Linked DNA regions of Homo sapiens: region 1 is linked to region 2. Evidence: chromatin loops called from intact Hi-C (ENCODE). Cell type or tissue: Caco-2. All regions are shown on one strand. Links, peaks and the distances in the headings refer to the core of each region. The heading gives the core; the rest is flanking DNA. Region 1 has its middle 14 kb from the start of LINC01695. Region 2 overlaps LINC01697 (long intergenic non-protein coding RNA 1697).

Evidence for each region. Peaks named below come from ENCODE experiments on the same cell type or tissue, not always from the same donor. Only the 100,000 strongest peaks of a DNase experiment are listed, where the experiment ranks them.
Region 1: it touches region 2 in a loop (2.5-fold over the local background); 2 of 110 quality-filtered maps call a loop at or near these places.

What each region holds. Positions count from the first base shown.
Region 1 is chr21:28,233,998-28,250,864 of GRCh38, reverse strand. No RefSeq gene overlaps it. Among named protein-coding and RNA genes, the nearest start is that of LINC01695, 14 kb to the right of the region's middle. In Caco-2, for the core only: no CTCF peak of the experiment used is centred there; a DNase peak (open chromatin) is centred at 6,974.
Region 2 is chr21:28,083,029-28,099,895 of GRCh38, reverse strand. All of the region lies in intron 1 of LINC01697 (long intergenic non-protein coding RNA 1697), which reads right to left. Among named protein-coding and RNA genes, the nearest start is that of LINC01697, 43 kb to the right of the region's middle. In Caco-2, for the core only: no CTCF peak of the experiment used is centred there; DNase peaks (open chromatin) are centred at 9,595 and 9,915; H3K4me3 peaks cover 1,178 bases.

The DNA.
Region 1 (16,867 bases), core at 2,850-10,849, 150 kb before region 2:
GAGAGTGGATTGGGGATATGAAAAAAAAGAGGTATATTCATTTTTTCTCAATGTTGATCTAGACAACATGTACTGCAGAGTGACTTTCACTTTGGGAAATACCACTTAAAGAAGTATAAAATTGAATCGCATAGTACAAATAACTTTCTGAGAATCACTAATATGTGTGGTGACTGTTTCGTTTCAAAGATATTCTCAAAAACAAAACCCAGAGATTCTTTCTGAATCGAGTGTTTAGAATTTGATGTGACAACCAATCATAGTGCATGGCAATCTTTATCGAACAGTTTAGTTGTTAAAATGCCGTGAATGGTGGCAAGTCAATTAGTTTGATAATGGATGTATTTACATGTTTTTTGAAAGTTTTAACTGTTCTTAAATTGTTGAAAATCATACTGAATTCGAGTTAATTTTCCTTAAAACTGTCACTGATATGTTGAACTCATGTGGATTGGATATCTCTTTTAAATCCAAATGGGCAAGTGTTCATTTAAATTTAATACATTTTGAAATGCTCATTGATGTATAAATTTACAAGACTTCTTTCATGATATTTTGTGATTTCTCAAAATTACCTGTGTAGGAATTCTTTTTAGTGTTTATTAAGTTGTAAAACTTATGATGGATTTGGAAGTAAAATGTAAAATCAAATTTGTAAAACAGATGTAATTAGCATTGTATAAATAATTCAGTCATGTTTGGTATATTTAAATTTGTTATTTTAATTGAGTTGAATTTCATCACATCATATTAATTTCATATCCATTTTACTGTAATTACATACATGTCATATGATACATTTATTTTTGTGATATAAACAAAAATTAGTGCTTTAAAATAAGCATGCTTCCAGAAAAAAATAGGTTTAAGGGAGCTGATTACACACATATAGAATACCAAGTATAAAAAAAATAAGTTTAAGGGAGCTGATTCCACATATAGAATACCAAGTATTTGAATACAATACTGGTTATTTTAGGTCACATATTTAAAGTATATTTAAAATATGTTATCTTCATTATAGTAATGTTATGTCTATAGAAGACATTGATTGACATTTTTTAAAAGTAGAATAAGAATTTAGGTATATTGCCCAGAAATTTAAGCACAGATTTTTTTCTAGGTTTTAATTTTTTCTCTAACTTTTGCACTTGTCTTCTTTCCACATCTAAAATTAAAATCAATTCTTTTAGAAATTCATTTTTATTTTGTTTTATATTTGTTTTCCCAAATTATTTAATCTTTTTTCCATTGAAATGACAAATTTTCACAATTATATTTAATCTGTTCATATGTAAATTAATGTATATGATTATGATAACAGCTTTGAAGAGAATGACAAATGTAGGAAAAACAATTGACTTGGGAGCTACCACTAAAATGAGGAGGGGAGCAGTCTGCAAGCAAACCAGCACAGGAAGTGTGATGGGGGAATAGAGAGGAGTGAGCAAATGGTTAAACAGAATTCCATTAAGAGAGTTCCTATTCAACTGAAAAAATGTGAAGGGAAAAATAAAAATGTAATTTTTCAAAAATAAATACTGGATACTTTTGATATTCCTTTTCAGATGTATATGGGCTATACTTAGCTGATATTTATTGTGTTTATCCTGTGAAGTGGTGGTGAAATATTTTATCTTATCTAAATCTCAAGAAAACAGAATACAATTCAAGAATGCCTGTTTGAAATCGAATAAAATATTAGCAAAAGTTGTAGTTGAATAATATTTATTCCCTAGAATGAGTACTCAAGTTATAGGTGGCGGCAATGTTTTCAGACCAGAATATTTCTTAATAACCCCCATAACTTCAAAACAAAGTTATTAAACTTAGAGTTACTAGATTGAAGATAAAACCTTTTCATGTATTATTATAATCATATATTGATGTCATAGATTATATCCAAAGTTTATTAGCATTATAAGAAAAAATTGATAATGATTTCAATTAATCTGAGCTAGTTAATAAAACTAAGTATTTTTTTGTAGAAAGTTGAAAACCTATAGAAAAGCATAGAAAACAAAATAGAAGGGGTTACCTATAATCCCACCATCTAGTTATAACAGTGATTACTATTTTGGTCTTAGCCTTTTTTCCTATATGTATATGTATGTATGCATGCATGTGTATATATGGATATATATAACTCTGTTTATGCATGTGTGTGCATCTGAATTTTTTAGTAGAACATACTTCTATGCAGATGGTTTTTTACATCACAGTTACCACTGTTTTGTGTGGCTTGAGAACATATCTCAATAATACATGATATTTTAAAGCTTCAGTTCTGAATTCTGACTGCCTGAGATGGAGTGCTGATTCATCTTTTGCTAGTTGTGTGGACTTGACAAGGTAAAGGGTCTTTGAACCCTCAGATTCTTATTTGCCAATGTAAGAATAAAAGAAGAATAATAATAATACCTAGCTTATAGATTTCAATGAGATGATGCATAAGAAATATTTGGTTTAGGAAATATTAAATTGCTCTTTTTAATGGCAACTTAGTGAGCCAAGATTATCACATGCTTTAGGTACACAAATACTTGCCTTTTCACATAAAATTCTTTATAAGTTAGAGGGCAAATATGTACATGATGATACACTAATTCTCAAAAGACTGATCATTCCATTTTTTTCTAGTCATTTATATAAAGCAACTAAATCATGAAAGAATAAACTTTACAGTAAACAAAAACAAAAATAACAACCAACTCAATTAAGAAATGGTTTCTTTAGAAAATTAAACCATAAATTCTCTATTATTTATGTGGACTTGTATTTTTCTATGTTATATTTACTCTTTTTAAGGAATACCTGTCGCCTATTATGACAAAAGAGACTGTATCTTTAGTATTCATAATCTGAATTTCCAGAATGTGATCATGGTTTTCAACTGGTTGCTAAGCCTATGTTGATAGAGAATTTAACTGACTAACGAAGCATAAAACATTGTTGAAAATTGTCATTCCCAGTCTAACACAGTGGTTAATATTTTACTGACTTACCTGTTTTTCCTGTTCATGCTTACTGAGTCCTTTAAATCCTACAATTCAAAGAAATCAATTGACTGAAAGTGTAACTATTTGCAAGCATGTCACTTCTGGGAATTTTTGTGTCCACAATAAAATCTATGTTATTTTTTACACCAACTAACATTATTGGAAAAGATTGAGTCATGCAATTTCCCTTAATTTTTAAATGCCTCAATAATGTATTACAGAACCAGGAACTTCAGGTATTCCCGAAGACAATGTGGTGAAATCCCCATGGTGGGTTACCGGCTGAGTTTTCAAATATCACAACAAACAATTATTTTAATTTCTTCTTCTTCTATTAGATCATAGCTGAGCATGTAACTTACAAGAACATCTTTCTTTTCCCATCTTCACGTTCTTCTGACTTTCTTCAGTCCTGTGAGCCCGTTGCCTCTTCTTAGTGTACCTATTCACAAGTGTTATATGGAATAAGAAAGATCTGGAAGTGGTATTATAAAGCATTGAAAACTTCAATAATCTAAACCATAATGATTCATGTTGAAGGATTCAAACTATTTTTTCCTTTGTGTAAAACATCTTTGGGCTGTAGGTATTCTCATGGAATTATCTGGAAGGCTAATGTGGGGATACCATGATCAAAGGCTCAAAAATCTCTAAGGCAGTAATGAGCAGGGATAAGAGCCTAATGATAAAGAACTTTATTTTAAGCATGCATCTATCTTGGATTAATAATCTACTAATTTATGTGCTTCTTGAAGGCTGAGATGTTTTATTTTTCTTTGTGTTATGAATATATTGTCTGGCCCATGATATCAACACAATTAATACTTGTTGAATAATTAAATGAGTAAAAATTAATGTTTGAATCTAACTTTTCCCTTGATAAGGAATGCTTTAAATATCCTGACAAATGGTTATTCAAATTAAATTTAAATTTAGTATCAGAATGGACATAAATCTGGGACCAATAGACACTGTGGACTACTAGAGGGTGTAGGGAGGGGGTGTGGGTTAAGAAATTATCTATCAGGTACTATGCTTACTATCATGGTGATGGATTCCATATTCCAAACTTCAGCATTACACAATGCTCCCATGTAACAAATATGCACATGTGGCCACTGTATCTAAAACAAAAGTTGAAAATGTAGAAAAAAAATTAGTGTTGGGAATCTTAACATTAAACAATGAGCCCATTTTGTCTTTGGGCACTGGACCCCATTCCCTTCACTATTATCTGGAAGGCCTTGGGAAGGAAATTTAAATGTCTAGAGCATCAGTTTCATTGTCTGTACATTTACTATCACATCATAAATATTTACTTCAAGACTATTATGAGAATTAAATTATTTAACATATATAAAACATTCTAGTATTGTTTTGGGCTCACAATTTGTGCTAAGTTCATTCAATGGCAAATGAATTATTTTTTCTTTTTAATTCAGTTGCTCAAAACAGTGTCTTCATATTTCTTTTTTAATTTTTAATTTTTGTGGGCACATAATAGGCATATCTATTTATGGGGTATGTTAGAAGTTTTGGTACAGTCATGTAATACGTAATAATTACATCAGGGTAAATTAGGTCTCTATCACTTCAGGCATTCATCCTTTGTGTTTCAAACAATCCAATTATGCTATTTTAGTTATTTATAAATGTATAATTACATTATTTTTTACTATAGTCACTCTGTTGTGCTAGCAAATACTAGGCCTTATTCATTTTTCCTATTTTTTGTGTGTGTGCACATTAACCATCTCTGCTTCTCCCTACCCTCCTGCTAACCTTCCCAGCCTTTGGTAACCATCCTTCTACTCCCTATCTCCATGAGTTCAATTGTTTTAATTTTAGCTTCTGTAAATAAGTGAGAACATGTGAAGTTTGTTTTTCTGTACCTGGCTTATTTCACTTAACATAATGACCTTCAATTCTATCCATGTTGTTGCAAATGATGGGATCTCATTCTCTTTATGGCTGAATAGTACTCAACTGTGTATATGTACCACATTTTCTTTAACCATTCATCTGTTGATGGACACTTAGGTTGCTTCCAAATCTTGGCTCTTGTGAATGATGTTGCAATAAACATGAGTGCATATGTCTCTTGGATATATTGATTTTCTTTCTTTTGGGTACACACCTAGCAGTGGGATAGGTTTTTGGTGGAGTGTTTAGGTTTTTTCAAATATAAGATCGCATCATCTGCAAACAGGGAAAATTTGACTTGTTCCTTTTCTATTTGGATGCCCTTTGTTTCTTTCTCTTGTCTGAGTACTCTAGCTAGAACTTGCAGTACTATGTTGAGTAACAATAGTGACATTGGGCATCCTTGTCTTGTTCCAGATCTTAGCTAAAGCTTTCAGTTTTTCCCTCATTCTATATGATACGAGTTATGAGTCTGTTGTGTATGGCATTTATTATGTGAGATATATTTCTTCCATACCCACTTTTTTGAGAGTTTTTATCATAAAAATATGTAGAATTTTATCAAATACTTTTTCAGCATCAGTTGAATGATCATATGGCTTTTGTCCTTCATTCTGTCAGTATGATGTATCACACAGATTGATTTGTGTATATTCAACCATCTGTGCATCCCAGGGATTTATCCCACTTGGTCATGATGAATGACCTTTTTAGTGTGTTGTTGAATTTGCCTTGCTAGTATTTTGTTGAGGATATTTGCATCAATATTCACCAGAGATATTGGCCTGTAATTTTCTTTTTTTGATGTGTCTTTTCTGGTATTGGTGTCAGGATAATCCTGGCTTCATATAATGTGTTTGGAAGTATTCCTTCCTCCTCTATTTTTCAGAATAATTTAAGTAAAGTTTCTTTATATTTGGACTCTGTCATTCTTGAACAATTGGTTTTTTTACTTGGATCTTTTGTTTGCCTTTATTGTTTAAGAAGTTATATATATGTATCTTTAAATTATCATTAAGAGGTGACTTAATCAAACAATTTAGGGAATGAGACCTATTTTCTTCCTGAAGAATTTTTGGTGCTATATTACCTACTGTTCAAATCACCTTGTGATTTCTTTTCACATTACTCTTCACTTGGATCATTCTCTCATTGTCCAACTTCTTGTTTACCTAGATTATATGTATGTGTATGTATGTTTGTGTGTGTGTATATATATATATATTCAAAAGATACTTGTGGACACTAGAGCTTTGCAGCCTAAAATATTTTCTTTTTAAATCTTTAAAAATTTAATCTAGAATTCTAGATTAAATCTGTTTTTTGTTCTTCCTGACATGCAGTGGTACTAATGAAAAGTCTGATGCCAATCTGATTCTCTTTTCTCTGTGTTTTTTTTCTCTTGCAACGTATTTTATTATTTTCTTTTGGTGTTTTGAATTCTGAAACTTCAGAATTATCTCTCTGGCTTTCATTTTTCCGATAATCCATGGTGTCCTTCAATTTAAATATTCTTCTTATAGACTTGTTTTCTATTATTTCTGTAATTATTTATACTCACCATTTGTCTCTTTTCTTTCTTCTGGTTCTCCAGTAGGTATATGTTATACTTTCTTATCAATGGCATTTAATTTCCTAACATTTTCAATATCTTAGTGTTTTAAATTTTCTATTCTGGAATATTTCCTTGTCTTTATCATCCAAATTATTAATCAAGGACTACCCACTTTATTAAGTATTCCTTTTGATTCTTTTAAAATTAATGTTAGCACTCATACTTTTCATTTCCAATAATTATTTTATGTTCTTTTATTGTTCTTTTATATGTCAGCCTGTTTTTATGTTAGAGATGCAATATGTGCTAAATCTGAGTTTACTACCATGGATTAAACACATTATTCCAATTTTTTCATTATCTCTGTTGACATTTTATAACTGTTGAAGCTAATGTATCACTCATATCTGTGAATTAGCTTCTATGCTGATTGATCCCTTTGCTAGCAGGGTTTGCTTTGCAGTTTTGTAGGTCTGTTGCCCTAAAGGCTCCCTCCTGGGTGATCAGAGGCCTGATTGTGAGCCATTCCAGTTGTCAGGCAAGTTTACCTTTAGATTATGAGGCTATAGAACTTGCAGGCTAGAAATACCATAGGGTGGAGGACTTAGTTCAGGGGTGGTGTACTTTGATTAATTTTGTTTCAGGTAGAGCTGCTTTTCCTTTTCTGTCCTCAATAACTAGCTCCATTGAGGAGATTCAGAGCCATCCTCTTCTGTTTTCTACTCCTCTCACTGACTACAGCTGCCACTGTAAGACATTCAGAAAAATCTTCTGCTCAGATTAAAGGTGAGCTCTTCAGCTGGAGAAGCATCTATGCTCAGCTGCCCTGCACATGCTGAGGAGGGGGTAGAGGCTGAATGACTTAGAAGCTTTGTAAATGAATCTTTACTTAAGTTCTATCACGGTCATCTCAAGCTCTTTCCTGATCTCTGTAACTAAAAACTCCACATTTAAAGCCATTATTTTATTTTATTTTATTTTTATCACTGAGAAAAGTTTCAATCACCTGCAACCCTCATCCATGCATATATTAAGATGTGGTTCCTTTGATCTAGGTTATCCTTCCGTACAACCCTACACCCTTAATATTTTCTAAAGTCAACATTTCTTACCTTCTCATGGCAGAAACTCTTTTCAACTTTTAGCACTTTCATGGATCTATTTACTTTTTTTGGTAATATGCCTTTGTACTCATTTTAATAGTATATTGAAAAATGATTGTTTTGTATGATATATTATAAAAGGAAAAGTAATATTTGATAATTATCATTTAGTTATGGACACAATTTGCAGATGTTGACGTCTGTGTATCAGACAGGTTTTTTTTTGGCAGAAAGAGATGGTAACTGAAGAAAGTTTAATAAATAGTGATTACTTCCAAACGTTTGGACCAAGTACAGGGAAATCAATGTAAGATAGAGTAATCCCATTGGGCCTGGTAAAAATGGGGAAGTATTATACCCCAAGGCCTTAAAAGGCATTAAAGTGATAAGAAAAAAGAATGGTTATTAGAAACCAACAGATAATGGATGAAAAGTTTGTCTTGTAGGAGCTGTGGCCTTTGGTAGGTGCATGAAATCAACCCACAGGAAGGAAAAGGGGAAATAAATATTCATCCCACTCTTTTCCCTTCCTCTGACCTTCTGATGACTCCCATTAACTGAACCCCACTGGGAGTCAAAGGGCAAGAGAGCTCACTGATGTCTTTTACACTGGTTATCCTGTAGGAACACAGGGCAGGGTAGAGGAAGATGGAGAGCAGATCAGGAGGGTCAAATGGGAAGTATCAAGCAGAACTCACCTTCTGTACTCTTGTATTTTGTCCAGATGGAGTGTTATGTGCCAAACATACATTCCCAGCAGCTGTGTTGCTAGCAATGCAATGATCTGTTCATCTGAAGCTTAAAACAGAAGGCAGCACCAGTGTTCTCAGATAAGGTCGGAAAGTGAGGAAAAGGGAAAGTGAAAAATAATTACAATAACATTTTCCCACTGTGGTCCTATTTCTGATGCTAGTTATGAGGCCTAAATTTGATAATTATAGCTTCCTTTCTCCACTACTCAGTCTGTGTTATTTTACTTCTGCCAGCAGCTCAGATGAATGGAACTCTTTACTTGCTGGAGTGATCCTGAATGATCTGGGTCCATGGTGGTCCCTATCTTTACTGTATTTCTATAGCTGACCAAGACCCTTAGGCAAGAAGGTACTGAGAAGTACCCCAGTACATCCCCTGGGCTCCATGCATAGGCCTTTTTGTCCCAATTGTGTAGCAGAAACCCAGGTTCATCTTGGGAATTGGAATCAGTCACTTCAGTCAATGAGTAACCTCCTTCTCTTTTTGTGGGTTCAATCATATGGGGAGCCCTGACTAGCCAAGACGAAGTCTCAGCTTGAAAATAAACAGACTATGACTGTGTTCTCTGGTGGAAGTATTTCTTTCTTAAGGACTATGACTCCAAACCCATTTAACCAAAGGTTTTGGGGACTGGAAGTAAATATTTTTTTTTAGTGAGTTATTTTGGTGATAGTAGAATGGCCCTCAGACTCATATTTTGGTGGCTTTTCCTATAAATTCTGGTAATGGGAGTGATGGCTCCATATAATAAGAGCTAGTTTAAGTCATATAACATCCTGTAGGACAAAATTTCAACCAGACTGCTCTCCATTTCATGAGTTAATTTAGTTCTTAGTTGGCCATAACATTGTTATATCAAGCCAGCACCTTTTGGGTTTTGGAGCATGTGGTAAGACCAGTAATATTTATGGCTATGAACCCATTGTTGTTTCCTTCACTTTAGAATAAGTCTCCTTTTTGGGGATGTTATTTGAGTTGGTGATGGACAAACTTCATAATGGAGACCCTTTTGGGGACAGAGCAGAGCAAAGTAGAGAGTGCGTGTGTAAGGGAAAATGGAACGTATTCTAGCACACAAGGAAACTTTACTGGTTGGAAAGAGAAAGAAAAACAAGGAGGAAGAAGAGGAGGAAGAAATATATTGGATTAAGGTTGATTAGAAAATGCCATTTTGTTAGGGGAAAGAGCAGATAGGTTAGCAGTAAGACAAAATTCTTTTGACTTTTTTTTTAACAATGAGAAAAAAAGACAATATGGGTTCCAGTTAAGAAGCAAATGTTAATGGAAAAAAATAATAATAGATCAACTCTCCTGAACTTCTAAGAAAACATGATAGTAACATGAGAGCAATATGGTCGTTGCCCTAAAAGTAGTTCTGTCAAATTGTTGTTATCCAAGACAGTAGTCCAAGAAATTTCCTTCAATTATTGAAAGAACTTCCATTCAGTCAACTGAGTACCTATCATGTGCCATATACTGCCCAATGCTCCTGGTATACAGGAATGAAATGCCCTTGTCCTCAAGGAGCCAACAGTCTGGTAGGTAAACAGACATGCAAACCAACATACATGAAACGAAGTGTTTATTCCTTTGCTCAAGTTGTTGTATGACCAAAGAGGGAAAAGTTAGCTCAACGTGCTGGGATGGGAAGGGAGAAAGGTCATGTGGTGAGTTCAGGACAAGTTGTATATAATATTTGACTATTGGGGAAAAAATGTATTATATAAACAATAAAGGGAGAAAAAAATTACAAGCCAAGATAAAAGCAACTGGAGTCAAGGGAGATATGAAATATTTAGGCCAGCAGTTCAGTATGACCAACATAGATAATGAGAGAAAGAAAAAAGTAAGGAGAACAGGCTGTGGAGGAGGGAGGAGGCAGGAGGCTCATATAAATTGTCCTTGTTCTTTCCTTCACTATTATGTACAAATGACTGGGATCTGAATGTTCTTAAAATCAGTATCTATGACAATCAGAAAAGCCAGGTATATATCTTCCCTCTCATTACATGTTATAATGAAAATAACATTCTAGATCTTGCAGTGGTTATTATCTTTATACTCAGGGACCTGTTGTTGAAAATAATTTGTGTTGTAAGGCCCCTAAAAATTATTAGGTGAGTCATTTGATTTGCTAAAAGCTCAATCATATTATATTCTTAAAAACATAAATTTGTCTGTTATATTAATCGCTGATAAAAGTTATTGCATTGTTTTTCAAATTGATTACAAATATTTCAAATATATAGCAAATATGAAATTACCTAATATTAGACTGGGTTATTATTTGTTAATAATAGCATCAATCTAAAATAACATGTAGAATACCTAAAAGATTTGAGGCAGAGAAAATCTGGAAGATGGTATGAGAGTTTGAATCTGTTTCTAGATTTCTTTGTCAAAGTCTCTAAGAATGTAAGTATTGCTATGAAATTATGAGGGCATTTATATATTAGGAATGTTTAATGTAATTCATTTTTTACCATGATTTTAAATTTTTATTTCATGTAAGATTTTAAAAAGCAAAGCCAAAATGCTTTTGTGACTAGAATGTTATTGACTATGTGAAAAATAACTAAGCAGTTAATATTAAAAAGGTACTTGAAGTTCTTAGAATTTACATTTATCTCTGGCATATTGAACCTACTCAATATGACTTACCTATTTTGAATGTCAGCTTTGATTAATGCATTACTAAGTTGAGTGATGCTTCCTGGCTTCTATTTATAAAATCGCAATATATGGCAAAGATGAACACAACAATTTACTCAAAGCACTTTATGAAGTTTCGAAGAATTCCATTATATTGTTTCAAAACTTCCACGAACTACTATCTATCTTCTATGTCAAATACTTTGGATCACTGAAGACAAAACTAAAACGTGTCATTTTTGGAGGGACATGTGAAGACTGTTCATAGTTTTTTCATGTTTTCATTACAAGAGTGTGAGCAGAGTCCCCAGGGCCTGAGGCTGTGACATTTGGCCATGCTTACATTCTCCAAGAGAGCTTGAGAACAAACAGTTCAAGTGCAGACATGACATATTCCTAAACTTTATTTGGCAAGGTTGCAGAAATGTTTTTAGCAACTGCCATATTATTTAGTTTTTATTTTTTTCTAACACCACTGTTGGCAAAATATGCCTACATAACTGCTCCTTTTTTCCTGTTGTAATGTCTTACATGTGAAAATATATTTTGTACAGACACAGAGCATGTTTTAATCTATAAGGAAAAACTGTAAACATGACCCTAGAGTAACAGTTGTGGATTGAGTTTTCTTTTCTTCTGCCTGACATTCTAGTGCCTGAATTAACAGAGTTCAAAACATTTTAATATACAGCATTTGTGTACATATTTACACACACATACATACACACACTCTGCCTCTCTCTCTCACACATACACAGACAAGAATTCACATATTTGCATACATAGTTAATGCACTTCACTTTGAAATGTCTGCATAAAATCAAAAGAGGGAACAGCTTAACTATGAAATTATGAACATCAGGGGTAATACTCATGAAATATAATGTTTTTCTAAGCCAGTTGTCCATTCAGCACCTTCCAAATGTAGATATTCTATGTAAGCAGTTTATGTTTTCCTTTTCCTTGTAAAGTCTGCTGTTTGTTTCCTTTAGTGATTTTAAAGACAGAGCCAATGTGACGTTAGCTTCTTTTTAGGAGGCTCTCTTCAGCCATTCCTTTTCACTTTGTACCATGCATGCCACTTGATCTGGATTTTTTTTTTCTGGAAGAAGTTGAAGTATTTATTCTTTTTAAAAAAGTAAAAATAAGAGTTTTGTCCAAAAATATTTGATCATAAGTTGTACCCTGGGAAAAGTCACTATATAACCATTTAGAACATCCTCATCTAATATATGAGCAACATAATGTTGGTAGAGGATTAATTCTCTATCCATAAAGTGTTGTCTAAGAATACTTGTATATTCCACTAATATGCAAAATTATAACCTCCCAAATTATATTAAATATTAAATAAAATCTGTGAATTGTATTCTTTTTCTGATTAAAATTTCAAGCTTTAGATCTACTTTTCTAATTAAAAATATTATGACATATTATCAGTTTAATGAAACCTCAAATAACCAACATTAAATAACCATACACATTAGCTGACACAAAAGTGATTTTTAGAAGTACATGTAGGAGAGTTACATATAACAGCAAATTAACACATTTCTATTTAAAATTCTTTTAACATCTGGACACTACAGCAATGTCAAGGTAAAACTTCAATATATTTCAGTATCTTTAACAGTGCTGTAATATAATGGAGTATGAGTAGTTTCAATGCTACTAATAGGAATTTAATATAATAGCCATGATTGGTGAAGAAAAGAGACCTAAGAAATGACATTTCAGTATTTCTTCTGGGACCACTAGAGTATTGACTCACAGTTCTGCCCATTTGCTGCCAGTGTGGAATTTGTGAATTCAATATCAGCTTTATAAATGCTTTCAACAGACAGACTAGTAGAGATGGGTGTGTGTGTGTGTGTGTGTGTGTGTGTGTGATATAACCTCTTTGTACGTGCTCTACATTAAAGCAAGAGAACAGTATAAGGAGAGCTACTCTCTCTGACTCCCATGTTGCTGCCTTCTGGCTGAGTTGGACGGCTGGTGGCAATGAAGAGCATCTGGATGTGCTTCAGTGACTTCTGGAATATTCAGCCTCAGTCCTCTCAGTGTCACAGTTCCAAGAATGAAGCAAGGACTTTGAAGGATGTCTGGCAGGCCTTTGGATAAGTTATGTAATACAATATGGGTTGTTTTTTTTTTGTCTTTCAAGCAATAATGTTTAATGAGATTTTTGTCAATTATTTGTTATCTGTGCAAACTTGAGCTTTTGCCCCACTCCTGGCTGCTGGTTTGGTCTATGAATTGTCCTAATCATGCCATGGTGCATTGAGCGTTCATTTATGTTCAGCATCTGGACCTACTCTATAAACCTTTGTCTCTCTCAGGGGCTAGAGAAATATGTTTGCTCCTACCCCAGCACCTAGGGAAACACTTCACTTAATTGGGTATGTGCTGGAGTCTGGCTCCGTCAGCGATCATTTGGGCATTTATTTTTAAGGGTCAACTTTTAAAACAACCACAAATATTACATAAGTGTGGAATTTATGATAACTGAAAAGTAGTACCGCTGTTAAAGAGTGATTGGATAATCATGTATGTTGTGTTCATACATTTTACATATTTCACATACTATAATTAAGAGACTGGACAAAGCCATTTTTTATTCTTTCTTTTTTTTTTTCTTTTCTTTTTTGAGACAGGGTTTCATTCTATTGCCCAGGCTGGAGTACAGTGGTGTGATCATAGCTCACTGCAGCCTCAACCTCTTGGGCTAGGGAGGTAGTGATCTGGTAGTGGTCCTCCTACCAGATTACCTCCTCCTTCCTGGTTACCTGGGACTAAAGGCGCACACCACCACGCCCAGCTAATTTTTATAGAGACGGGGCTTCCCTGTATTGATCAGGCTGGTCTCGAATTCCTGGGATTAAGCCATCTACCCATCTCAGCCTCCCAAAGTGCTGAGATTACAGGCATGAGCCACTATGCCTGGCCCATTTTCTATAGCAATCAATCCAACATTGGAAGAATGCTATTTCTTGCATGAAACCATCCTGATTATCTATATCTATAATCTAGACAGAGAAATTTTTTTCGTATCTTAAAATTTTTGATATTGAAATATTAAATTTTATAAATAATAGTTAATATGTCTAAATATGACTTTAAATGTACAAATAGGAAAAATAATAACTAACAACATATAAAACTTACTATGTTTTATATGTATGTACTACTTACTTAAAAATCTACTACTTACTAGATTTTTTTGAGTCAATTTTACTTATACTAATTTGTTTAATCTTCACAACAACCATATGACAATAGGCATCATTGTTATCTACACTTTACTATTGAGTATTTGAGGCACAGAAAGATTATGTCAACTTCTCAAATTGCACAATTAATGAGCTATAGAGCAGCAGTTCCAACCCAGGTTGTTTAGTACCAGCGTTGATGTTTTTAATGACTGTGCTACAATGTCTCACCACAGAGTGAGGGCTAACATAAAACAGAAAATTCAATACTTGGTAAAAAATAAATAAGATAGATAAAGTCATTAATATTGGTTCTGTCCAAGTTTGACCTTTGAATAATTTGAGCTATATCACTGTCTCTCTCACACACAGAGATGTAATGTGGTTCTTAATTACGCAAACAACCTTAAGCATTGCTAAATATATAGGAAAATAAATTTAGAAAGTAAGACATACTTTGAAATATAAAGTACTTGATATTTGAAAAAGGTGACTGACAATGTTATAAAAGGTAAAAGTAAATAATATATTATTTTACTTATTGGTTAATTAATGACTAAAACAATCTAATTCCTACGTGCATACTACTGTAGTTAGTTGAGTATGGTCATTTTTGACTTTCAAAGTTGTTCAAACATAGTGGCAAGTGTCCAAAATGTTCATAATCTTTTAAACTTGATTCACATGTTGCTTCTTACAGAAGAATACATGTTTCTTAAGAGGTCCGAAGTGAGTTGGTATTCTTTAATGTGTCAAGTTTAATTTTCTGCATCAAACATAGCTTGAAAATTTTAAAAGCACCTCATATTAGAAATTAAGACCTAAACACCAGAAGATATTACATTCAATACTCTGGTGTTTCATTTATTTGTAATAGACACCAGGCCATTTTTACGTCTTCAGAGTATATCATCTTAGCCCAATGTTCCTTTTTAAAGAGGAAACTTCCCCTTTGTTATTGCAAGGATAAGCAGTTTCTGAGATAAGTTCTTGGCTGACACACATCTAGGAATAATAGAAGTACATTTCTGGAAACAAATACAGTATTCAGATTTTATGCTATTTTATGTTCTTCCCTTCAGGGCGGCAAGGTCTCCCAGGCTCTGGGTGGGTCTAGAAGTCCAGTCTAGAAGTCAGGGACTAGAGTAAAAAACCTTAGAAGTTTACCTTGTGGCTGAGCTGGCACTCACACCACAAGACACAGCCCTTCCCACTCTTCCTTCCCCTTTTCAAAGACAGAGGAACCTCACCCCATAGACCCCACCACCCCAGGCCACAGAGAGTACTGACAGACTACCACCTATGTTCCCTTAAGGATCAAGGTTTTAAAAATCAGCTTGTGGTGAATGCTGCGAGGCCTGGGACTCACCCTAGATGGCAGTGGACTCCCTTCTGGCCTAGGGCAGGTCCATAAGTGTCATCCAAGAATCAAGTCCTGGAATCAGGGAACCCAAGTGGCTGCTTGGTGCCCTACACCCCTGTGACCACCCTGGCACCTAAGGTGCAAGACAAAGTTCCCTTTACTTTTCCCTCTGCTTTTTGCAGGCAGAAGGAGTTTTGCCCCATGGCCACCACAGCTGTAATGTGCTGTAATGTGGATTTATATACCTTTGATTTTTGATGCTATTGACCATTGGATGGGGTTTTTGGGTGGGTGTCCCTTTTCTTGATATTGATGTTATTGTTTCTGTTTGTTAGTTGTCTTTCTAACAGTCAGGACTCTCTTCTGCAGGTCTGCTGGAGTTTGCTGGAGGTCCACTCCAGACCTTGTTTGTTTGGGTATCACCAGCGGAGGCTGCAGAACAGCAAAGATTGCTGCCTGCTCCTTCCTCTGGAAGCTTCATCCCAGAGGGGCTCCCACCTGATGACAGCAGGAGGTCTCCTGTATGAGGTGTCTGTCTACCCCTGTTGGGAGGTGTCTTCTAGTCAGGAGGCATGGCGATCAGGGACCCACTTGAGGAGGCAGTCTGTCCCTTAGCAGAGCTCAAGCGCTGTGCTAGGAGATCTGCTGTTCTCTTCAGAGCTGACAGGCAGGAACGTTTAAGTCTGCTGAAGCTGCGCGCACAGCCACCCCTTCCCCCAGGTGCTCTGTCCTAGGGAGATGGGAGTCTTATCTATATGCCCCTGACTGGGGCTGCTCCCTTTCTTTCAGAGGTGCCCTGCCCAGGGAGGGGAAATCTAGAAAGGCAGTCTGCCTACAGCAGCTTTGCCAAGCTGTGGTGGGCTCCACCCATTTCAAACTTCCCAGTGGCTTTGTTTACACCGTGAGGGGAAAACCACCTACTCAAGCCTCAGTAGTGGTGGACACCCCTCCCCTTGCTAAGCTCAATTGTCCCAGGTTGACTTCAGACTGCTGTGCTGGCAGCGAGAGTTTCAAGCTAGTGGATCTTACCTTGCTGGGCTCTGTGGGAGTGGGACCTGCTGAGTGAGACCACTTGGCTACCTGACTTCAGCTCCCTTTCCAAGGGAGTGAATGGCTCTGTCTCACTGGAGTTCCATACACCACTGGGGTATGAAAAAAAAAAAAAAACAACTCTTGCAACTAGCTCCATGTCTGCCCAAACAGCAGCCCAGTTTTGCACTTGAAACCTAGGGACGTGGTGATGAGGCACACGAGGGAATCTCCTGGTCTGTGGGTTGCAAAAACTGTGGGAAAAGTGTGATATCTGGGCC
Region 2 (16,867 bases), core at 4,974-12,973:
AAAATGCTGAAGTTTTCTTATAACTGATGACTTAGACTAAAATATCTGTACACAAATCAAATGCAAAATATAAGCAAATCTGTACAGCACACATAAAAGACCTGTACAAACATGATTATAAGAATTATGAATATATATATGTGTGTGTGTATATATATATAAAATTTGGAATATATTGAATTTTGCTTAAGCTAGTTAATGAAGGTCTAAATATTATTAAAGTGTCCTATTTTTTCCTAGATTAATTTACACTTATGGTAGGCAGCCAGCAAAAAAAAAAAAAAAAAAAAAAAAAACGACAGAGGATTTTAGTGTGACAGCTGCAAGGAACTGATTCTGCCAAGAACAGAAATGAACTTGGAAAAGAATCCTCACACCAGATAGCAACACAGCCTGCTGTCACGTTGACTTCAGCCTGAACAGTGAGCCCAACCACACTGTGCTGGACTTGGGACCTATGAGCTGCTAACGTTGTAGTAATTAATTACATAGCAATAGGAAACTCACATGACGTTTAAATATGACATTAAAGCCACTCATAGTCTTGAGGAGACTCTTAACTTTTAACATAATATGGTTATTCATCTGAAAGAATGATCCTTTTTTATTTTAAAGTTATAAAGTAGATGAAGAAAAGTTGGAATTAAAGAAGTGTACCCCCAGATATTTTAGACATAATTAAATGTGTCCTGTCATCGCAATGATTTATAGATGTATTGTGAAAGCCATTAGAATGTCCGGAGACAACTTCTGCTTTCCTAAATTTTTAATATATGATTTAAGAATCATCAAAACTCATGAGGCAGATATTTCTTATTAAACAAAATGTGTTTGAAAATTTACCTTGGAAACAAAATCAAATGAGGTCCAAACTACACATGAATAAGATCAATTACAGTTAGATTACATACTTAAAAAATTTAAACCACAATAATCTAAGATAAAATAACAAAATCAGCTTTGAATTTGCAATGACTTTCTACATATAAAACACTGTGAAAATCAAAACTTTCTTCATGGTAGAAACATAAATAAGGCCCGGACCAGTGGTTCACGCCTGTAATCCCAGCACTTTGGGAGGCCAAGGCGGATGGATCACCTGAGATCAGGAGTTTGAGACCAGCCTGACCAACATGGAGAAACCCAGTCTCTACTGAAAATACAAAAGTAGCTGGGTGTGGTGGCACATGCCTGTAATTCCTGCTACTCGGGAGGCTGAAGCAGGAGAATTGCTTGAACCCAGGAGGTGGAGGTTGCTGTGAGACGAGATTGGACCTTTGCACTCCAGCCTGAGCAACAAGAACGAAACTCCGTCACACACACACACAAAAATTAAATTAAAAAAATTAAATAAATAAAAAAGACAAAAATGGAAAATACTTGTAAGGAATTTATGTTTAATATAAAAGGAACTCTAACATGATTATTGAGTTAAAATAAGAAACAATTTGGTAGACATAAATTGGTTCTCAGGACAGGAGCCATTGAAATGGATAAAAGCATGTTAGTAATAAAATAAACTAAGTGAAAATACTAGTTTACATTTATTCAACTGACAAGCATATTTTTAAAACAATAATGCTGAGATAGACTCAGCATATGCAATATAATTCAAGAGTGTTAAACCATTCATATCCTTTGACAAAGTAATCCAACTCTTAGAAAACCTTTTATAAGAAAATAATCAGAAATTTTAAAATTATTTACCCACATATTATTTATACTAATAAGACACTGGAAATAATCGAAATATTTCACAGGAGAGAAACTGGGCTAATAAGTTATGGTATAACTAAATGGCCAAATATTCTGTTGGCCTTAAGGTGTTTTATGAAAAAAATATTTACATGGGGAAAATGCCCATGGTTTCTTAAGTAACAAAGTTAGATGTCAAAATAGGTAACTATTAGTTAACTATATACAAACAAAAATAATTGGAAGGAAATGCCTCCATATGGGAATGATTATTTCAGACTTTGAAGACTATAGGAATTATTATTTTTTTCTTTAGAATTTTCTTTCTTTCTTTCCTAGCATTCCTATAGAACACTTTTATTAACTTTTAAGTCATAAACAGATCTATGTGAATTGTTACTTTAAGTGGTGCCTGTACTCTTGCTATTGAAAGTGTGACCTCGTGCATCAGCACTCGCATCGCCTAGGAGCCTGCTAGAAACTCAAACCCTATGCAGGGTAGCGGGGAGAAAATGCTATTTAAAAATCTGATGGTTCTCAGGGATCATGTTGAAATTTTACTATTGTCAAGGAGGCAATTTTTCATTCCCTGCTTCCTAACGTTTCACAGTGTTCATTCATATCTACCATGTGTTTTCCATTAATATTGTTCTGTCATAATTATTCCCATTTCTAAGCAGAGCAAAGTCCTTTTTAAAAAATTTTTTTTTTACTCTGAGTTCCAGGATACATGTGCAGAATGTGCAGGTTTGTTACGTAGGTATACATGTGCCATGGGAGTTTGCTGCATCTATCAACCAGTCATCAAGGTTTTAAACCCCACATGCATTAGGTATTTCTCCTAATGCTATCCCTGTCCTTGCCGCCCACCCCCTGACAGGCCCTGGTGTGTGTTGTTCGCCTCCTTGTGTCCATGTGTTCTCATTGTTCAACTCCCACTTATGAGTGAGAACATTCAGTGTTTGGTTTTCTGTTCCTGTGTTGGTTTGCTGAGAATGGTGGTTTCCAGCTTCATCCATGTCCCGGCAAAGGACATGAACTCACTCTTTTTTATGGCTGCATAGTATTCTGTGGTGTATATGTGCCACATTTTCTTTATCTAGTCTATCATTGATGGGCATTAGGGTTGGTTCCAAGTCTTTGCTATTGTAAATAGTGCTGCGATAAACATACACGTGCATGTGTCTTTATAGAAGAATGATTTATAATCCTTTGGGTATATACCCAGTAATGGGATTGCTGGGTCAAATGGTATTTCTAGTTCTAGATCCTTCAGGAATCACCACACTGTCTTCTACAATGGTTGAATTAATTTACACTGTCACCAACAGTGTAAAAGCATTCTTATTTCTTTTTTAAAGAAAATCATATTGGTAGTTGGGTCATGGCTTTTAGATGAGAGTGGTCTTTGCACAAGTCTCCTATTTTGTTTAAAATAATAATGGTGATGACATTATTAGTAGGCTTAATATTTTACAAATAATTTTACTTTGAATGGAAACAGAATATTTTTCTTGTAGGCCCGTATACAGTTAATTTAGCAAAGAATTAAATAAAAAGTCACATTTAAAAAAATTAATTTTCTTAATTAAAAATCCTTATAATTGGCTAGGCGTGGTTGCTCATGCCTGTAATCCCAGCACTTTGGGAGGCTAAGGAGGGCAGATCACGAGGTCAGGAGATTGAGACTATTCTGGCTTACATGATGAAACCCCGTCTCTACTAAAAATACAAAAAAATTAGCCGGGCATGGTGGCGGGTGCCTGTAGTCCCAGCTACTTGGGAGGCTGAGGCAGGAGAATTTCTTGAACCAGGGAGGCGGGGCTTGCAGTGAGCCAAGATCGCGCCACTGCACTCCAGCCTGGATGACAGAGCGAGGCCCCGTCTCAAAAAACAGAAACAAACCAACAAACAAAAAATGCCTTATAATTAAAAAAAACTCAAAGGGTTCTGTTAATTTATCATTACTTGAGAATCCATAATTTTAATATGTGTGTTAAAATGTATGATTTAAATTCCCCACGGACACACTGCATCCTTGGCTTTTACAGAGATGTTAAAAATGAATTAATCTTATGATATTCACCATAGTGTTATTCAAGCCAGCATAAACAAAACATCCCAAGAAAAATATCTTCCTGCTAGAAAAAGAGGTCTCTGTTTCCTTTTATCAAAAAATTTGAGCCTTGTTGAATATAATACATGTTGTATATTGAAATGAACTTTATTGTATAGTTTTGTTCATCTTGGACATCTTGTACACGTAGTTTTTTCATTCATACTCCTTTTAACTTTTTCGTCTAATCTATGCAGATTCCTCCTATGTAAAATGGAAGGAACAGTGATTAACATGGTTTAAGTTGTGAGAATTTAATAATAAAACACACATTCCTCAAGAGTTCAACTCACTGTCAGATACACAGTGATGTTCTGTGAACAGCAGCTACTTTTATTATAAATTTCTTCTTTTCAAAATATTCTGAAATATAAGCAAACGTGTAGTTTTGGAGGTGGATATAAACACAAATATCACTATTTTTATAAAAGTTGTTTTAGAAACCCTTCAAAGAATCTCCTAAATACTGTGATGCATTATAAAATAGTTATGATATTTTGAGGTTTAAAATACTTATTAAAAGAGGCATATTCATATCTAGACTATTAATCTTAAAACAAATTATCTACAAGTTAAAAATAAACCACAAATTGAATAGTAAAAATGTGTGAATTGGGGAGAAATAATAAATACACACATTTTGATTCTGGTTATAAGCTGGTAAGTAATTAGATCTGGGTTTTAGACCTGATTCATTAGCCATAAATTTTAGTATCTTTAAGGCTGAAGTTCCTCATCTGTATTGTGATAAAATGATACTAGTTTTTTGCTAAAGTTTTCCTGACTCAAAAATTTCAAAAATTAATTAATACCCCTCTAATCTGAATTTAATTTCTAAAGTTAAGAATGAGGATTTTTATTTCTGTTGTATCATTCTAAACATATATTGAAAGTTTTAAAGTACATTTGTATTCTAAAAGTCTATTTACTGAAGAAGATTTTGGAAGAATATAGCTATCTGTAATCAACTATTCTAAGTACATTCAATTTTCCAAATTTTGATCATTTTCCTCATAGGGCTACAGCTCATCTCTGCTCTTAGACCTGGTCTCTTATTCAACTAGTTTGTCAGAAAGCTGGAAATTTTGAAATATTATAGCTCTAGTTGAGAGATTTAGTCAAAAGTACAGAAACTCTTCAATAGAGAGTTACATTAATGTCACACAGGAAGTTAGATTAGGTTCATAACCAAAAGCCTGGTTCCCCTCACTCCCCCACCCCCATCTACCATCTATCTGTCTGTCTGTCTGTCTGTCTATCTATCTATCTATCTATCTATCTTTTATCATTTATCATCTATATGACTTAATAGAGTGTCTAATCTGCTGCACAGAAAGCCAGCCACTGCATTCTAAAGAGGAGAATTATGGTCATGGCCATAGCATGTGCATCTGTCTCTAGAAATGATAATATAGAGATTGATATTATGGCAATGAGACCAAAGCTGGCTGTCAGGAGTATTTGTTGGAAATTGGGATAATCGTGAATGTAACTGCTATAATAATATTTTACTTTTGACTTAAATGAAAATTATCATATTGAATTGCTTCGTGAATGAATGTGTTTAATACCAGCTGTAGACCATGGAATACATACTAGCAGGATGGCAATTCTGTGTGGAGCAGATGGAGATTTTGGGTGGTCTTCAAAGTGAAGCCCAGTATATGACCCATTGCAGCAAGGTTATTTGAGGGGGTTCATAAAAGCATGGATCAGTACTGCATGGCTTGTATGACACTGAAAAATCCTCAATATTTTTTGTAGAGATACCTAATATAACTATTATCATTTGTCACACAAAAATCCTGGTTACAAGATCAGTTAATGGATTCCTTCAAAAATATTTTAAATTATGAATTTAGTCTAATCACATTTCAAAACTTGGACTAAAATCAACTTAAATAAATATGAAAATTTAATTTCCAAATTAGGGGTTAGACGTTATATGTCACATTCATTCTTAATTCTCTAGGAAAAGGCAGTGAAATTGATGTAACACTTCTAAAATAGGTTTGTTAAACATCCCCTCTTATTAATACAATTTTCATAAGATTATATAAGCAGAAATAAACATCATCATAGACAATTTTTTAATAAGTATGAACTCATACCATAATTTCTTAAAGAATGGCAGACTAAAGATGTTTCATCATTATCAGTTTTGTGTATAGATGCCATTTGTGAAAATGTCTTAAAACCATGAAAAAGAATGCCTTACACACCAGGCACATTGGATTCTTTGATTAAATGCTCCTTTTAATTAGCATTTTAAGAAAACTTTCTTGATAAGAAGATCAGAAAGCTCTTCAAGTGCAGTTACAAAGTTTTTTCAGTTTTATTTCCAACATATCTACATTGCATAGAAATATAGCTAGTATTTTGCAGATATAACTCTAGTTTTAACAATGCTGTGTGCTGGAAATTATACTATTATTGAGAAATACAACTGGTTCTTATGATCCCAAATTATTAATATTTGCTCTTTTCACCAAACCATAGGATGTACCCTCAGGAGTCTCTCATATTAATGCAATTAATTGAGAAAACAATGACAACAACAGTAACAATCCATTTAATCAATGGTAATTTCCAATTTGATATCTATCCATAATTAATTTTCTTTTTTCTTTTCTTCTCTTTTTATTTTTTATAGAAGGGGGTCTCCCTGTGTTGCCCAGGCTGGTCTCAAACTCCTGGGCTCAAGTGATTTGCCCACCTCACCTTCCCAAAGTGCTGGGATTACAGGTGTGAGCCACTGAACCCAGCCCATAATCAATTTTCAAAGGAGACTCAGGTTTCAGTCTGACTGTGAGCATATTTACTGCTAGTAGCATCTTTCCTCAATTTACCTGCTGTTCATAAAGTTGTAAAGTTATCTTTTCACATATAAAATAAATCATATTATTATGTGTTTCTATGTAATAACTGTCAAATATTAGCTGGAACATAAATTAAACAAGTGTTTTTGAATACTTTATACTATGACTGGCATAAGGATAACCCATTGGCTTTTGGCTATTTTATATTCTTCTCAATACGTATTCTGTCTTTTAGAATTCTGCAGCTTGTTCAAAATGTCCTGAACTGCAGGATTTAGAGAGCCAATAATCAAGATCTTAGCATTTTTAAATAGATCAAACTTTTAGAAATAACTTAATGCTGGCTTTGCAGAAAAATATTTGAAATGCTATAAACTATACTCCTAAAAATCTTAACCCAACACAAGATCAATAGTATTTGAACATCATAACGTCAATTTATATTTTCTGCAAAGGAATACACATTTTACAAAATATGCTTCAAATATCTGTTAATACATTTCACTGCCAGAATTTTTATTCTGTAGAATACTTTTCATTGCATATTTTACTTCTTAAAAATATTATGCACGATGTATACAAGTAGAATAAAGTAAGCGTTCAGGACCAAAAGTCATTTTATCATTACCAACTAATCTAGAATGTCTGATTCGCGATGCCAAAAATGTTATGCCCACAGTTGCTACTAGACTAAGCAGAATTTAAGAAAAACTAATTAGCTACAGAATGAATCTATGAAACGTTAAGTCAAGTTATCAAAAATCTCTCATTCTTCATGCATTTGTACTGCTTATTTTATATGCCATTAGTGTCAAGAAATGTAGTCCGTATGAATTACTTTTATACAGTAACTTTAGTAAGGGCTTTAAACAATTTAGATATTTTATATGAAACAGACCATTTAAGAAAACTCTCACTTAACAAAGTGAGTCTTAATATAAAGAACAGTATCAGATAGTTTGTCTTAAGCAAAAATAGAGCAATTTACCAGTTGAACCAAACTTATCATTTCACTCAGCTCATAGTAAATATTTTAGTAAAGCTTAAACTAAAAACATTTGAAAGGACATATGCACAAAAAAGTAATGATCATTAACAATGGAATCATTCATATTGAAGGCATTTTTTAATTTTTTCTCTTAAATTTGATATAGACCTAAACTACTAACTAGAGATTTTTGTAATAGGTATGGATTTAATGTGTTTAGAAACAATATAACCAAGTAAAGTTTTAATTTATTTATTCATAAATTAGTAGGATTGAAAGGATATGAAAAACTATTCATACTGAACTGTTTATGATAATAGGAGTGGCGTGTGAAGGCAGAGGAATTGTTGGTTTCTATCTTGGTATTTATAATTGCTATTTTAAATAGGGATATTATGTTTATATGTTATATAATAATTTAAGCATATGGTATTTAAAAACAATGAACATTAAATACACAAATTACATTTTTCATTGTCCCCCTATTTATTAACCTGGGACAGAGTGTGATGATAAGAAAAGGAAGGATCTGGGCAGCTGTCATAGATGTCCCAGGCCACTCCTTGCTTTTCTGGAAGTGGCTTGTGTTTACTTGTACCCTTGTACTTATCAGTGAAGTTTGACATGGGATAACAGCACTAATCCATGTGAGTCTGCCTTGACAATTTGACCTTTTTATGTTCACAAAAATAACAGGTAATTCTCCAAAGAGTAAATTTAAATTAGCACAGGGAGAAAAATCAGTTCGCTAATGAGAAGAGAAAAATCCAATAAGCACACGTGATAAACCATTTCCCTCAAAATTTAAAAAGGTAACTGTACCAGGTGAAGATACAGATGTAGAAAAGAAAAAAGAAATAAATTCCCATATCTGATGGGAATATAAATCAGTATCAACATAAGAGAAAGCAGTTTGGCAACACAAATCTAGGGAAAAATCCACTAACCCAAAAAGTAAAAAATTACATGTGTATGTGTGTGTAGGTATGTAGCCTAGTGAATCCACTGCACTTTTATATAAAGACTTGTATATAAAGCAAATATTTTCACTGTAGCACTTTTTGCTATGAGGCAAAATTAGAAATGACCATCAGTCAAAAATTAGATAGACAAATTTTGGCGTTTTCATACAATAGAATACTGGAATTTAGCAGTTGTTTAACCATACCTGAGCAAAGCTTTATGAATCAACATGAATCAATTATTACAAATAAAGATGAAAAACAAGAAGTTTCTAAAAATACGTATATATTTTGTCAGTGCAATACAAGATAGTGTTTTTGTATTAGATATTTATGTAGTGTGTGAAATAACAAAAATGGTAGTACTGAACACCAAGTTTAGAAAATTAGTTAACTCTGGGATATGAGGAAGAGAAATAAAATTGGTGAAAATAAATTTAAATACATAGGATCTTCAAAACTTCATGGAAAATATGTATTATCAAAAATACTATGTGTGCTGAGATTCAGGGGATCACGATGGACAGGAGGCAGGACTAGATTGAAGCTCCAGGCAGAGCAACCTACGGAGGCTTGCACTGTGAATTTTAGCTCCAGATCAACTTCAAGAATAAAGTAGCAATCCCAAGAAGACCCACAGCCCCTCTGAAGGAAGCGGACTGCTCCTGCAGGACCCGGGAGACACCCCAAATACTATGAGTGTCCCAACTGTGCAAGTGGGAAAGGGAGTGTCCCGAACACACACCCCCACTGGAGAAGCTGAAGGTGTTTGTGGGAGAAGTTTCCGACTTTACCTGGAGCTGAGTCAAGTCAGAGAGCTGAGCGAAATACAGGGGTACAGGAAGCAGCAGAAAGGCCCTCGGAGCTCACTGGGTCCCCAAGCAGCCCATTCCTGCCTGGCAACACAAAGATCCATCCGGAGGGCGGCCAGAGGAGCAGGGGGTAAAACTCTACAGGGAGAAGGAATTCTCTAGCTGAACTTTGTAACCATTTGAACAGGGCAAGAAGCCTCCTGGCCAGAACTCAGGGGAGGGCGCGAATCTGGCCTGCAGACTTCACAGGCAGGGGGAGGAACTAAAGCCCTTTTCTCTGGGGGCTGGGAGATGGATAGCATTCAGCAAATTTTCAAGCCATTCTCACCCTCCGCCTAAAAACTGACTCTGTTACGGGGGCATAGTGAGAGTGAGACCAGCCCTTCAGTTTGCGTGGGAGCTGGGTGAGGCCAGTGACTGTCAGCTTTCTCCGACTTCCCTGACAACCTGCATGACTCAGCAGAGGCAGCCTTAATCCTCCTGGTACATAACTCCAGTGACCTGGGAATGTCACCCCCATCCCCAACAACAGCTTCAGCAGGACCCACCCAAAAAGAGTCTGAGCTCAGACACGCCTAGCCCCACCTCCACCTGATGGTCCTTCCCTATCCACCCTGGTAGCAGAAGACAAAGGGCATATAATCTCGGAGATCTAGGCCCACCCACTGCCAGTTCCTCTCCACACCACTACAGCTGATGCTCTCTGGAAAGCACCACCTCCTGGCAGGAACCCAACCAGCACAAAAATAGAGCATTAAACCACCAAACTAAGGACCCTTATGAAGTCCATTGCACCCTCCACCACCTCCACCAGAAGAGGCGCTGGTATCCACAGCTGAGACCCATTGAGTTCATATCATAGAACTCTGTGCAGACAACCCCCAGTACCAGCCCAGAGCCAGGGAGACTTGCTGGGTGGTGGGGCCCAGAAGAGAGACAGCAATCACTGCAGTTCAGCTCACAGGAAGCCACATCCATAGAAAAAGGGGGAGAGTACTACACCAAGGGAACACCCAGGGGGACAAAAGAATCTGAACAACAGCCTTCAGCCCTAGACCTTCCCTCTGACAGAGCCTACCCAAATGAGAAGAAACCAGAAAACCAACCCTGGTAATATGACAAAACAAGGATCTTCAACACCCCCCCAAAATCATACTAGTTCACCAGCAATGGATCCAAACCAAGAAGAAACCCTTGATTTACCTGAAAAAGAATTCAGGACATTAGTTATTAAGCTAATCAGGGAGGGACCAGAGAAAGATGAAGCCCAATGCAAGGAAATCCAAAAAATGATACAAGAAGTAAAGGGAGAAATATTCATGGAAATAGATAGCTTAAAGAAAAAAAAAAAACATAAAAAATTCAGGAAACTTTGGACACACCTTTAGAAATGCAAAATGCTCTGGAAAGTCTCAGCAATAGAATTGAACAAGTAGAAGAAAGAAGTTCAGAATTCGAAGGCAAGGTCTTTGAATTAACCAAATCCAACAAAGACAATAAAGAATAAGAAAATATGAACAAAGCTTCTAAGAAGTCTGGGATTATGTTAAATGAGCAAACCTAAGAATAATTAATGTACCTGAGGAAGAAGAGAATTCTAAAAACTTGGAAAACATGTTTGGGGGAATAATCGAGGAAAACTTCCCTGGCCTTGCAAGAGACGTAGACAGCCAAATACAAGAATCACAAAGAACACCTAGGAAATTCATCACAAAAAGATCTTCACTTAGGCACATTGTCGTCAGGTTATCCAAACTTAAGATAAAGGAAAGAAGCTTAAGAGTTGTGAGACAGAAGCATCAGGTAACCTATCAAGGAAAACTTATCAGATTAACAGCAGATTTCTCAGCAGAAACCCTACAAGCTAGAAGGGATTGGGACCCTATCTTCAGTTTCCTCAAATAAAATAATTACTAGCCAAGAATTTTGTATCCAGTGAAACTAAACATCATATGTGAAGGCAAGATACAGTTGTTTTCAGACAAACAAATGCTGAGAGAATTTGCCATTATCAAACCACCACTACAAGAACTGCTAAAAGGAACTCTAAATATTGAAACAAATACTGGAAACACATCAAAACAGATGCTCTTTAAAGCATAAATCACACAGGACACATACAACAAAAATACAAGTTAGAAAGTGAAAACAAAAAGTAAAATCAAAGTACACAGGCAACAAAGAGCATGACAAAAGCAATGGTACTTCACATTTCAATACTAACATTGAATGTAAATGCCCTAAATGCTCCACTTAAAAGATAAAGAATTGCAGAATGGGTAAGACCTTACCAACTAATTATCTGCTGTTTTCAGGAGACTCGCCTAACACATAAGGACTCACATAAAGTAAAGGGATGAATAAGGATATTTCATGTGAATGGACACCAAAAGCCAGCAGGGTAGCTACTCTTGCATCAGACAAGACAAACTTTAAAGCAACAGTGGTTAAAAGAGACAAAGAGGGGCAGGATATAATGGTAAAAGGCCTTGTCCAACAGAAAAATATCATAATTCTAAACATATATGCACCTAACTCTGGAGCTCCAAAATTTATAAAAACAATTACTAATAGACCCAAGAAATGAGATAGACAGCAGCACAGTAATAGTGGGGGATGTCAATACTCCACTGACAGCACTAGACAGGTCATCAAGACAGAAAGTCAACAAAGAAACAATGGATTTAAACTATACCTTGGAACAAATGGACTTAACAGATATATACACAACGTTTCATCCAACAACCACAGAACACACATTCTATCCAACAGTGCATGGAACTTTCTCCAAGACTGACCATATGATAGGCCATAAAAATAAGCCTCAATAAATTTAAGACAATTGAAATTATATCAAGCACTCTCTCAGACCACAGTATAATAAAACTGGAAATCAGCTCCAAAATGAATCTTCAAAAAAGAAAACTGCAGACCAATATCCTTGGTGAACATAGTTGCTAAAATCCTTAACAAAATACTGGCCGACTGAATCCAACAACATATCAAAAAGAGAATACACCATGATCAAGTGCGTTTTATACCGGGGTGCAGGGATGGTTTAACATACAGGAGTCAATAAATATGATACACTACATAAACAGAATTTAAAACAAGAATCACGTGATCATCTCAATAGATGCAGTAAAAGCATTTGACAAAATCCAACATCCCTTTATGATTAAAACTCTCAGCAAAATCCGCATACAAAGAACATACCTTAATGTAATAAAATCCACCTATGACAAACCCACAGCCAACATAATACTGAATGGGGAAAAGCTGAAAGCATTCCCTCTGAGAACAGGAACAAGACAAGGATGCCCACTCTCACCACTCCTCTTCAACATAGTACTCAAAGTCCTAGCCAGAGCAATCAGACAAGAGAAAGAAATAAAGGGTATCCAAATCAGTAAAGAGGAAGTGAAACTGTCACCTGTTTGCTGACGATGTCATCATTTACCAGAAACCTCCTAGAACTGATAAAAAAAAAATCCAGCAAAGTCCTGGATACAAGATTAATGTATACAGATCAGTAGCTCTCCTATAACACTAGCAGTGACCAAGCAGAGAATAAAATCAAGAACTCAACCCTTTTTACAACAAAAGCTACAACAAAACAAAAGAAAACAAAAACATAAAATACTTGGGAATATACCCAACAAAGAAGTTAAAAAACCTCTACAAGGAAAACTACAAAACACTGCTGAAAGAAATAGATGACATGAACAAATGGAAACACATCTTATGCTCATGGATGGGTAGAATCAATATTGTGAAAATGACCATACTGCCAAAAGCAATCTACAAATTCAATGCAATCCCCATCAGAATACCACTATCATACTTCAGAGAATTAGAAAAAAAAATTCCAAAATTCATATAGAACCAAAAAAGAGCCCCCATAGTCAAAGCAAGACTAAGCCAAAAGAACAAATCTGGATGCATCACACTACCTAATTTCATACTATACTATAAGGCCATAGTCATCAAAATAGCATGGTACTGGTATAAAAACAGGCGTATAGACCAATGGAACAGAATAGAGAACCCAGAAATAAACCCAAATACTTACAGCCAAGATCTACGACAAAGCAAACAAAAACATAAAGTGGGGAAAGACACCCTTTTCAACAAACGGTGCGGGGATAATTGGCAAGCTACATGTAGGATAATAAAACTGTATCCTCATCTCTCACCTTATACAAAAATCAACTCATGATGGATTAAGGACTTAAATCTAAGACCTGAAACTAAAAAAAATTTCTAGAAGATAACATTGGAAAAACCCTTCTAACATCAGCTTAGGCAAGGATTTCATGACCAAGAACCCAAAAGCAAATGCAATAAAAATAAAAATAAATAGCTGGGACCTAATTAAACTAAAGAGCTTTTGCACAGCAAAAGGAACAGTCAGCAGAGTAAACAGACAACCCACAGAGTGGGAGAAAATCTTCACAATCTATACATCTGACAAAAGACTAATGCCCAGAATCTACAACGAACTCAAATCAGTAAGAAAAAAACAAAGAATCCCATCAAAAACTGGGCTAAGGACATGAATAGATGATTCTCAAAAGAAGATATACAAATGGCCAACAAGCATGAAAAAAATGCTCAACATCAGTAGTGATTAGGGAAATGCAAGTCCAAACCACAATGAGATACCACCTCACTCTGGCAAGAATGGCCATAATCAAAAACTCAAAAAACAGAAGATTTTGGCATGGATGCGGTGAACAGGGAACACTTCTACACTGCTGGTGGGAATGTAAACTAGTATAGCCACTGTGGAAAACAGTTGGAGATTCCTTAAAGAAGTAAAAGTAGAACTACCATTTAATCCAGCAATCCTACTACTGGGTATCTACTCAGAGGAAAAATAAGTCATTATTCGAAAAAGATACTTGCACATACATGTTTATAGCAGCACAATTCACAATTGCAAAATTGTGGAACCAAACCAAATACCCATCAATCAGTGAGTGGATAAAGAAATGGTGATATATATCACAGCCATAAAAAGGAATGAATTAACAACATTTGCAGTGACCTGGATGAGATTGGAGACTATTATTCTAAGTGATATAATGCAGAAATGGAAAACCAAACATCATATGTTCTCACTGATATGTCGGAGCTAAGCTATGAGGATGTGAAGGCATAAGAATAATACAATGGGCTTTGGAGATTTTTGGGGAAGAGTGGGAGGGGACAAGGGATAAAAGACTACAAATATGGTGCAATGTATATATGGGTGATGGGTGCACCAAAATCTCACAAATCACCACTAAAGAACTTACTCATGTAACCAAATACCACGTGTAACCCAATAGCTTATGGAAAAAATACTATGCATGGATTTCAAAAACTTTTTGCATCAAAATAAACTTGTACTAAGCTGTTACAACATATTTGAACAGGATCTAGTTGCATCTAGCTTGAAGCACAAAGAGAAGGATAAGACATTAGTTTGAAAAGAGCCCCTATCAGAGCAACAGGAATTCTGCTAAAGTTGAAGCAAGAGCAAACATCGAATTTATGGTAGATCCTGTATAAAAGAATGGTAAAATGATTGATACATTAAGAAAAGTTTATGGGGGCAATGTCTCAAAGGATTCAGTGGTTTATAAATGGAAAACTAATTTTAAAACGGGACGAGACAATATTGAAGATGAAGCCTGCAGGGGCAGACAATTCATGTCATTTTTTGAGGAAAAAATTCATCTTGTTTGTGCCCCAAATAAAGGGGACTGAAATTAACAGCAGAAACAATAGCCAATAGCATAAACATCTCAATTGGCTCAGCTTGCACAATTCTGACTGAAAAATTGAAGTTAAGCAAACTTTCCACTCAATGATTGCCAAAACTGTTGCACCCATATCAGCTGCAAAAAAGAGCAGAGCTTTCAATGGAAATTTTAAACAGGTGGGATCAAGATTATGAAGAATTTCTTCAAAGGATTGTAACAGGAGATGAAACATGGCTTTACCAGTATGATCCTGAAGACAGAACACAATTGAAGCAACTACCACCAAGAGGTAGAATTGGTCTGTTCAAAGCCAAACTGGGCTGGTCAAGAGCAAAACTCATGGCAAAAGATTTCTTTGAGATTCTTACGGCATTTTGCTTGTTGACTCTCTGGAGGGCCAAAAACCAATAACATCTGCTTATTATGGGAGTGTTTTTGAGAAAATTAGCCAAAGCTTTAGCAGAAACCACCCCCGCGCCCGGGAAACCTTCACCAGAGAGCCCTCCTCCACCACGACAATCCTCCTGCCCCATTCCTGTTATTGAACAAGGGCAATTTTATGAGTATTTTCATAGGAAATTTTTAGACATCCGCATTACAGTTCTGATTGGTTCCTTCTTTGTGTTTCAAAATATTAAAAAAACCTTTAAAGGGCACCAATTTTTCTTCAGTTAATAATGGAGAAACGACGGCATTGACATAACTATATTCTCAGGACTCACTTTCTTAGGAATGGACTAAATGGCTGGTATCATCACTGGTATCACTTACTTATTTTGAATTTGTTGGAGCTTATGTAGAAAAATACTATTTATATTTTTTATTCTTTTAATTATATTTTTCCATGAACTTTTTGAGGTCTCATATATAGTTTTTAAATAAAATATAGTAACAAATATTTGTAAAATTTATATGGTGTATAAAAGGTGCTTAGTTATAATATCCTTATACTTTTCTTTATGTGTTAACTATTTTTTATTAAATGAATCAAAATAGTTTGAGCTTCTCTCAGAAGTCACCCAGGAGGACATCAATCAAATTGATGTTATTTTCTTCATTATTCTGGCAGAATATTGGGCTTCTTTGTCTGGGCTTAGAGTTCATTACAAATTTCCAGAAACTTCTTTCTTGGCTTTGATCCTTTGTCATAATGTGCTGGTGAATGTTAAACAGTAGGCTCTCTGGAATGTATGTAGGGGGCGATATAGTAAGGGGAGTTCTGACAGGTTGCATTTGCTGATTTTTGTGGTGTAAATTTCTCTAATATGGTCACTTTCGAGCTACCAACACGATGCCACTGAATGCAAAATTTTAAAAAGTACTGTGGCACATGAATATGATAGTCATAACCTCAAGAACACAGATAATAAAGTATAGTAAAATAATTAGAACATGATGAGTTTGAGTCTTTCTTACCTTTTTAAAATATAATTTATTTAATTCTATGCTTATGTAATTTATGGTAGCCACCTTTCCTCCTTTAGAGCCACATATCAGTCATAATTAGCACCTTGGCCATGGAGTGAGGCAGAAAACCAAACCAAATCATACAGAAAGTATGGATCCAGGTAGAGGAGTATTTGTTTTTCTGATCTAATTGCCATTAATGGGATTCTTCTGATATTAAGAATACCAGAAGTATAAATGCTTCATGACTGAGCGATCATCTTTTTCAGACGAGGCAAAACAGAGTCATATACATACATCTCATCTCATCTCATCCCA